2 separate regions of the Homo sapiens genome follow, and region 2 is linked to region 1. Evidence: chromatin contacts called from ENCODE Hi-C or POLR2A ChIA-PET data. All regions are on one chromosome and are shown on one strand. The core of a region is the stretch at or near the end of the contact, and the rest is flanking DNA. Distances in the headings are between cores, read along the strand shown. Region 1 overlaps SPTBN1 (spectrin beta, non-erythrocytic 1). Region 2 has its middle 70 kb from the start of RTN4.

Region 1 (4,300 bases), core at 707-3,206:
TTACATGCTGAAATAGTCTCAACTGGGGCAACGGAATACTGAATGCTAATAACGTGACTTTATCTCCTCCATTCCATGACCAAAGATGATATACAACACATTATTATTATTATTATTATTATTATTATTGTTATTATATTGAGACAGAGTCTCGTTCTATCACCCAGGCTGAAGTACAGTGGCGTGATCTCAGCTCACTGCAACCTCTGCCTCCTGGGCTCGTGCCTCAGCCTCCCCAATAGCTGCGATTACAGGCACATACCACCAGGCCTGGCTATTTTTGTATGCTTCATAGAGATGGGGTTTCACCATGTTGGCCAAGCTGGTCTGAAACTCCTGGCCTCCAGTGATCCATCTGCCTTGGCCTCCCAAAGTGCTGGGATTACAGGCATGAGCCACCGTGCCCTGCCAACACATTATTTTAACCGTGAAGAATCTGAAACACTATAAAAAGTCTAAAAGGAGAGAAGTCGGGGGGAAGGGGGGGACTCCATATTCATCTTCAGTTATGCTGCCCAGAATCTCTCTGTGCAAGAATAACACATCATAGTAATTATTATAGCGCCTGGTATACAGTAGTCTCATAGGAAAAAGCAATTTTAAAAAATATGTATATATTTAAAATTATGTGCAATCTGTCACAGTACAACACAAATAATATGATCAAGACAGTGGAATCCCTGCATGAGAGCTCACAGTCCATCAGCAACAGCAGATGAGAGGCACAACAGAAACTAAATGCCTAGTATTCGTTCTACGATAAATCAAGCATTTTCTACTAACTGGTTGGGTTTCTGCTTTTTTCCCTTTTGATGGGTTGAAGTCAGGAACCCGTACGTGCAAAGGGAGCTATTACTGGCTGTGTAACTTACGTAAATGTACAGATAAGATCAGATATGCTGGAAAATGTGCTAAATAAAAAGGAGTTTATTACTACCCTGTTTGTTTTCTCACCATGGCCACATCAAATGTTTTAACTCACCTTCTCGATTTTGTCAAGCCATTCTTTGTTGGATGCAAGTTCTGCCATAAATGCTTGATGCTTCAACCATTTACTGTGCAGATTTCTGGCTTCATCGTAAGACATGTCCTGGGCTGTGAGCATCTTCTCATTGATCCAGAGAGACAGCTACAGAAAGATCAGAAGGATTCAGAGATTGTGATCCTAGACATCAGCCTTTTTTCCGCCTGGAAAGGGTTGTGTTTATGTCATATTATGCATACTACACACGTTTCCATGGTGACAGACAACCAAATATTTAACTTCACAACTCTGACCCGTCATGACAGGTGTCCATTAGATGGAGCTTGTACCTGAGCTCTGCTCCAAACTATATCTAACATTCATTCCAGAAGTACAAAAGCTCTATAAGCCAGTTTTCAAACTGTTTGGCACTCATAACTGGCTTTCCCCACAAAAGGCCCGTGTTTAAAATTCTACCCTAACCACTCCAAGACATGACTCTTTTTCTCTTCCAAATACCTGTGTCAGCTATACCATGTTAATCATGATTGACTTTTACTCCATTTGGCAATCCTTCTTACTCTCTTAGTTCTTTTTATTAAAAAAAAAAAAAAAAAACTACTTATTTATTACCTCCCCCTTTTTGTGGGTGCATCGAAGGGAATGCAAAAAGGCATAAATAACTTGCTCACTGTAGGGCTAAGGCAACAATCATGCCCTTTCAATGTTTCCTTCAAGTTTGAGTCACCTTCACCTCTTTTTCTATAGCCTCTAGTTCTCTAAAGAACCTTTCATTCACACCAAGAACACTTCACAGGACTTGATTTTGAGACCCAACATGTCTGCTTGGATCTGAACTCTAGAGAGCCGCACAAAGGCTGCTGGCCGCTGACAGACCTGAGAAAGGAGCTCTCTTACCGGGGTCAGCCAAACGCCAGGCCCAGACCCACTTTTGCTGGCTTCCATCCCGAATCGGCCCTGGCTCATTACTGCCTGCCTGTAAGGGCCATGCCAGAGTCCTGATTCCCGCCCCATTTGCTTTGCTAACCTAGGAAGAGCTTTTTGTTTGCCCAGGCTGAAGATACACAAAAGAATGCAGAGCCAGCCTGGAATCAGAAGTAACCAACTGAAGGGACCATGTCCCTTCTCCTGAGTGACCGTGAGAAGCCCACTTTTACACCAGTTATTGTCACAACAAATTGGCACCTTAAATCCTTCATGGTTCTACCAACAAAGATCTAGAAGTGACACATAAAACCAGTAGAAGTACTTACAGAATTAACACTTCCAAGGCCCTTCCACTCCCACTGTGGGCTGCTGCCAGGAAAGGCTCCCCGAGATTTGTTTTTTGGAAATGATGTCAAGGAGAGCGACGTGGGTCACAGGAGCCCTCTGGCTCTGAAAGTGGGTGAACTCTTGGGCACTGTCCCTATTCTCAGGCTATTCACCACACAGGGAATGGGGCAGGGGGCGGGGGTGGGAGGGGGTTAAAAGCAAAAGGTAGTGAGATTTTTGATTTCACTCTTTGTTGAGGGAAAAACTAGCAAATCTCATAAAGTCCTTTGTCATCAAAGACCATGGATCTATTAGACAATAAAGGCACGCACTTCCTACTTGGAAAAAATTATCTATGTTCCAGTTATCTGGGCAGCTAAAATCTGAAAGACTATGGCTATTCAATCTTAGGGGAAAAGAAGTTAAAGTAAAACTTAATGACAAAATTTTTCCCAGTATTCTGTACATACACACAAAACAGAAGGCATTTATTGATTCAAAGTGCCAAGGACATTCACATATTTTCGCTATTCATAACCACTTACCCAAGAGGGATTAAAAAGAGAGAGAGAGAGAGCGCGCTACATAAAAATCAGAGGCTTATAAACAAATCTGCTCTTTGCTGAACACATCATCCTACAGATAAAGCATCATGCGATACAGCACAATGAAATGGATCTATGGAACTTGCTAGTTCATCAGCACTCTGCAACCAAAGCTACAGTTATTATTTGTGGGCATTTACAAAGGTCATTTAAGAATTTACTCATTCTCTGCAGAAAAGAACACTGTGCAGACTGGAAAAAGATAAGGAAAAAATGCTTTGATCGTTGAATCAAGCTAACAGTAAAGGACTAACTCACATCCCTGTACCAGACACATGTAGATATACTGCCTTCCTGGAAAAATAAAAATCAGTTCCAGAGAATAGGTGGTGTAATGTGAGGACATACAACACAAAAGGAATACCTTTAAAATCATTCATTCGTTTTTCAGGATATCACATTAAAATAACACTACCGGCCAGGCGTGGTGGCCCACACCTGTAATCCCAGCACTTTGGGAGGCCAAGGCGGGTGGGTCACTTGAGGCCAGGAGTTCAAGACCAGCCTGTCCAACAGGGTGAAACCTCGTCTCTACTAAAAATACAAAAACTAGCTGGGTGTGGTGGCGCATGCCTGGAATCCCAGCTACTTGGAAGGCTGAGGTAGGAGACTTGCTTGAACCCGGGAGGTGGGGGCTGTAGTGAGCTGAGATCCCACCACTGTATTCCAGCCTGGGCAACAGAGTGAGACTCTGTCTCAAACAAAACAAAACAAAACAAAACCACTACAAAGATGATGATGGTCTCTATCTTTCCACTGTAACTGGGAATAGGAGGGTCCCTGCTCATTCCAGCATACTGTATATGCCAGCATACTGTATTGCTGGTACAATAGCTGTCCTCATCTAGGTGGTGTTTATGGGGGTGGTAACAGGGGCGGATCTTACAATCCACACCTTCTCTAACCAAGGCACCCAACAAGGAAGGAAGCTGAACAAAGAGACAAACCCCTGGATTCCCCATACCTTGAACAATACCAACATCCTGTAATAGTATTAAATTTGACCTCTGAGTGCTCTGTAAATATCTACCAGAATGACAGGTAGATTATCAAATGTAGGGCTGGTCCACACACAAACGCCATTCTCAAAAGATTCTGGCTTAAAAGGGGTGTATTTTAATAAGGCTGAATGATGGAAAAGTTTATAGCCAATGACTGTATCACCCTTTTGATTATAGTACTATACCAAGTGTTTTAGAGCCCCCAAGCTTGACCTAAATTCCACCAACCATGCAGAGACTATACATGCTGGTGTGGGACACCCGACACCTCCCACAGACACTATGGCTGTACTAACTTCTAATGTGGCTCAAGGAGAGACAGGCAGGACAAGGGAAGACAGGATAAACCAGGATGATTTCGCAGAGCAGTCACACAGAGATCTGCAAATCATCTCCTGGACATAAAAAGCCCCACCCAAACTTTCCTGTGTCCTTTGAGGAGAAGTCACAGAAGA
Region 2 (4,300 bases), core at 565-3,064, 480 kb before region 1:
ATCTTCCTGCTCACATGCCTGCTCCATCGTCTCATCAGACGTCACTTACAAAACACAAGTTCAAAGATAAAATTATTAAGAATTTCAGACAATAGCCACAGGACATTAAACCAACTATGGGGTTCTTTTGGAGCCTTGGGCTTGTGCAAATGACTACACAGGTTGCAGGCCCATGGAGCCAGCTCTGGTCAGGGCCATGTGTGCAAACCTTGGTGGGGAAGTAATGACTTCTTGGTGTTGTAAGCCGGAAAGCACTCTAAGTCGGGGAACCTGTAAAAATCAGGAACATGTTCTGAAAAATGGAAACCCAAGGCCGGGTGCAGTGGCTCATGCCTATAATCCCAGCACTTTGGGAGGCCGAGGCAGGTGGATTGCTTGAGTCCAGGAGTTTGAGACCAGCCTGGGCAACATGGCAAAATCCTCTCTCTATAAAAAATACAAAAATTATCTAGAGGGGGCCCCTACCTGTGGGGCTGAGGTGGGAGGATCGCTTGAGTCCAGGAGGTTGAGGCTGCAGTGAGCCAAGATTACACCACTGCACTCCAGCCTGGGCAACAGAGTGAGACCCTGTCTCAAAGAAAAAAAAAGAAAAAAGAAAATACAGATAAGTAAAAATAGGAAATCCCACCTAGCAGAAATACGGCTAAAATTTTGTTATGTACTCTAGCAATCTTTTTGTTTTTCTGTATGTTTTCAGAAAAAAAGTTAAATATAGAAAAGTACAGTGAGTAACATGACATGACAAGCACTCATGTTCTCGGTACCCTGAATGAATAAATATTTACATTTTGGCATATTTATTTCAGGTTATTTTATAAAAAAGAAAACATTACTGTTCAAGTTTAAGTCCCCTTGGTACCTCACTCAAATCCCATTTTCCTTCCTCCTTCCCTGGTAATTGTCATCATCAGAGGAAGAGTAAGAATAATGGTCGATGACAATAGCATGATAATAATAATGACCTCAGTGGATAAAAGGATCTGTCATGCTTCCCAGAAAATTCTGGATACTTTGATAGATGCTCTATGATTATAATTATCTTTTCCCAGAGCCTTCTGTTCAACAGACTGGTAATAAACAGAACATGAATCAAATGGGTAGATATTAGCTAAAAGTTTAATTAGCTGAAGAAGGAGAAATAGTGGTAATGGTCTTGGGCTGACGTCTCTTGAGACCCTAATCCCAAACTTCACAGTATCTCTTAGTGATGGTTTTCTTACCAGGGCAATTCCTTGTGGTCAGTTAGATTTTTCCTGATGTTGTACTCATAGCTCCCTGAGCTTCCTCTATCATAATACTCAACACAAGATTTTTTACCAGTTTAACTGCAGGTAATTTTTACCAGACTGTGAGCTCCCTGAGAGCAGGGATCGGGACTGACTGTCTCATTCATTGGTCTATTTCCAGTCCCATGTATGGTGTCTGTCAGACACTGCACAATAAGTATTTGGTGAATGACTGGAAAACAGTCTCAGGACATAGAGCTGTTGCTGTTGTGTGGGATTCAAGGCTGATTCTGGGTTCTTGGGTTTAGTCTGGCGAAGGCATTGGATGCTGAACATTTTTATTGGGGGTATTTGGTTCTGTGGCCCCATGGGAATTTTTCCAGCTGTCCTGGTGGCCACCAGGGTTTCCTTATTGGTCAAGTTAACCCTGAAAGGAGACCCTGGGGACCCCTGTGGTTGAATGCCATGTCTGGAGCAGCTGCTGCCTGCAGCTATGTGTGTGTAAGCCGGAGACCCGAGCTTTTCTTAATCTCTGAGCCAGGCTGCTGACAATAAATAAGCTTTCCACCCAACAGCTGCTGACAGTCGCCTCCCACACAGCCCGCCCGAGCCCTGCCTGGAGATGGCATGTCTCCTTCCCCGTTGCTCTAATAATAACAACATTATATTCTCAGTCAGAGCTTGAGGGCTTCACTCAGAGACATTTTTTCACTTGCTTGAGAATGGGAGTTAGAGAAAGCATAGAAATGTAGAAAACTCATTTGGACATTTATTTAAACCATCTCAAACTTAATTTGGTCAGGTTCAAGTTGTTAAAGATCTCCTGCTCGTCTTCTGACTGCTGAGCAGTTGAAAGGGGACAAGCAGAATGGAGGGACAGTGAGAGGTTTGGGGGCCAGCCCCAGCTTGGAGGAAGGGCCCGTTGTAAAGCCTGGGCCGGAGGAAGGTTGGCAAGGCAGGGCCCAAGCCTGGGCTCTAGTTTCCCTGAGCCTGCCAGGGTGCCCAGCCAGGAGTTTCCTTCTGTCTGTGCCCACCCTGGTGAGCTGGAGATAGGGGGAAACCTGCTGGGAAAAGTGGCTTCGGAGAGCTAAAGTGAGGGGGGCAGGAAGCATTGCTTTCCTTCTAAGAACCTTTGCTTCCTTCGGCCTCAGCATCTGCCTGGGGTGACACAGGGTTGCTTTCTTCAGAGATGCGGCTGTGCTGTTCAGCCCCTCCTTAGGTTCTGCCAAGGCAAGGCCTGGGTGTCCAGAGTGGGCATGGGAATCATTCACCCACCCCACCTCTCAGTGCCGTGGGCCAGTCTGGGCCTCACGCAGCCCACAGCGAGGCATGGGTTTGCATTTTACAGTCACTTGCAATGACTGCGCTTTTTTCCAGTTCATGGGAGCAAATGGAGAGGTGTTCTGGGAATCCCATCTTCACCCTCCTGCATCTGAGGCTGGTGAGCAGCTGAGAGAAGGAGAAATGAGAAGCCAGCTGGTCAATGGTCTGACTCCTCCACCCCTGCATAATTATGGGTTGGCCATGTAGCTAATCCCGTTTTCTCAACAGCCCTATGACATGAGGGAGGAGGAGGTGGTTGTGGAAACCACATGCCCTAGATCCTAGTGGTGCTCCAGCAGTCTGGGAGCAAGGTTGCCCTGGGAGATCCCTGGGGAACTATTGACTTCTCTCCCTGATCTTTTGCTTTTTTGCCCCCTGTAATACTTTCATCATTTTCACTATGGCTAAGCGAGATTCCAAGTTGGGCTGGTCACTCTGCCCAGAGAATACAAGTTCTATGAAGAAAAGTGCTCTATAAATCCAAGGCATTATGAAATTTACTTCTACTATAAGGCTTTTATACTTGCATCCAATAAGTCTGTGTCCCCTATCTAAGGGATGAAGCCAGCCAGCTATCACACGAGCTCTCTGTTCTTAAATAGACTCAAGGCTTTGTTCAAAGCTTTTCAGGTGGATTCATTTAAAACTGCAGCTTCCCTGCCACTTTAAGAAATTCACCCTATCCATCGTCAGCCTGGTACTGTTGAGTATATTACCATTATACGTAGAGGCATAGACTATAGCTCCCAGTGTAGAAAACAAAACTTTAGATTGAGTAATTGCAGGAAACTTGACTGCAATTCACTGAGAATGTATTTTGACGAATAAGGAAAAAAACGTTTCAAAAAATAGGTCAGGGCGCTTTTAGGGAGCCCAAAAAACCCGCAAGGATTCTCTGCAGGTGTAATAATTGGGCAGTCCATCCAGCCTCCCACCTCTGTCTCCTTCCCTTGTATTTCTTTTCCAGGCTGCTGTCTGTGACAGCTCAGGAAGGGGCCCCAGGCAGCTCTCCTCTGAATTCTTCCCCCGATATCTCTCTGCCTTCTTCACACACAAATCAGCCTCACTAGCACCTCAGCTTCTATTTTTAGCTGCTGTTTTGCATTTTGTGTAGAATACAAGGAAATAGAATGCAGAATTTAGACAGGAGAAAAGGCAGGCTGCTTGCTTCCTGATAAATTGTCAGGGACCCATATCTGATGGTTGAAGCCTGATAGCAATCAGAACAGCAGGGAACAGAACGGTTGCGTCCTCATCTGCATTAGAGAGCAGTCTCTTTTCAGGGTTCCATGAGCTAGGGCCTTTCTGTCCTTTTCCCTCTGCACTGATGGCTGGTTGCATGGCTTCAGAATCCACTAGACTTAACTCCTGGTTTGGTGAAGATTCAACTTGACACAGATAATTGATAAAGTTGAGAGGGAGTTTGTGCATGTGTGTGAGTGTGTTTTGGGGGGCAGGGAGGATTGTTTTACAAAAGAATCGTGAACTAGATTCAATAGTCTGTCCACTAGAAGCAGAGGACCATATTCTATACCCTTTATCATGTGAAACTTCTTCCTGGGTGTCTTTTTTTTTTGAGACAGGGTCTTGCTCCATTGCCCAGGGTGTAGTGAAATGGTGTGAACACAGCTCGCTGCAGCCTTGACCTCTTGAGCTCCAGCGATCCTCCCAACTCAGCCTCCCAAGTAGCTGGAATTACAGGGGCACACCACTTCTCCTGGCTAATTTTTAAAATATTTGTAGAGGCAAGG

The links. A loop is a pair of places that touch in the nucleus more often than their neighbours do. ChIA-PET counts read pairs that join two places held with the same protein, here RNA polymerase II (POLR2A).
Region 2: a map of aorta shows a loop between it and region 1 (7-fold over the local background). The contact joins two enhancer-like sites. A Hi-C loop is called at or near these places in 2 of 168 maps with a recorded cell type or tissue (aorta and posterior vena cava). POLR2A ChIA-PET finds 5 or more read pairs at or near these places in 1 of 52 experiments (WTC11).

Annotation. Positions count from the first base shown.
Region 1 is chr2:54,639,812-54,644,111 of GRCh38, reverse strand. SPTBN1 (spectrin beta, non-erythrocytic 1) reads right to left here. Exons shown (of 36, transcript NM_003128.3): 19 at 983-1,129. Among named protein-coding and RNA genes, the nearest start is that of SPTBN1-AS2, 38 kb to the left of the region's middle. Within about 2 kb of position 1,956, at least 6 of the 41 ENCODE cell types and tissues checked have a DNase peak (open chromatin) inside an H3K27ac peak, as active enhancers do.
Region 2 is chr2:55,118,290-55,122,589 of GRCh38, reverse strand. It overlaps a transcript of RTN4 not described here. Among named protein-coding and RNA genes, the nearest start is that of RTN4, 70 kb to the right of the region's middle. Within about 2 kb of position 1,814, at least 10 of the 41 ENCODE cell types and tissues checked have a DNase peak (open chromatin) inside an H3K27ac peak, as active enhancers do.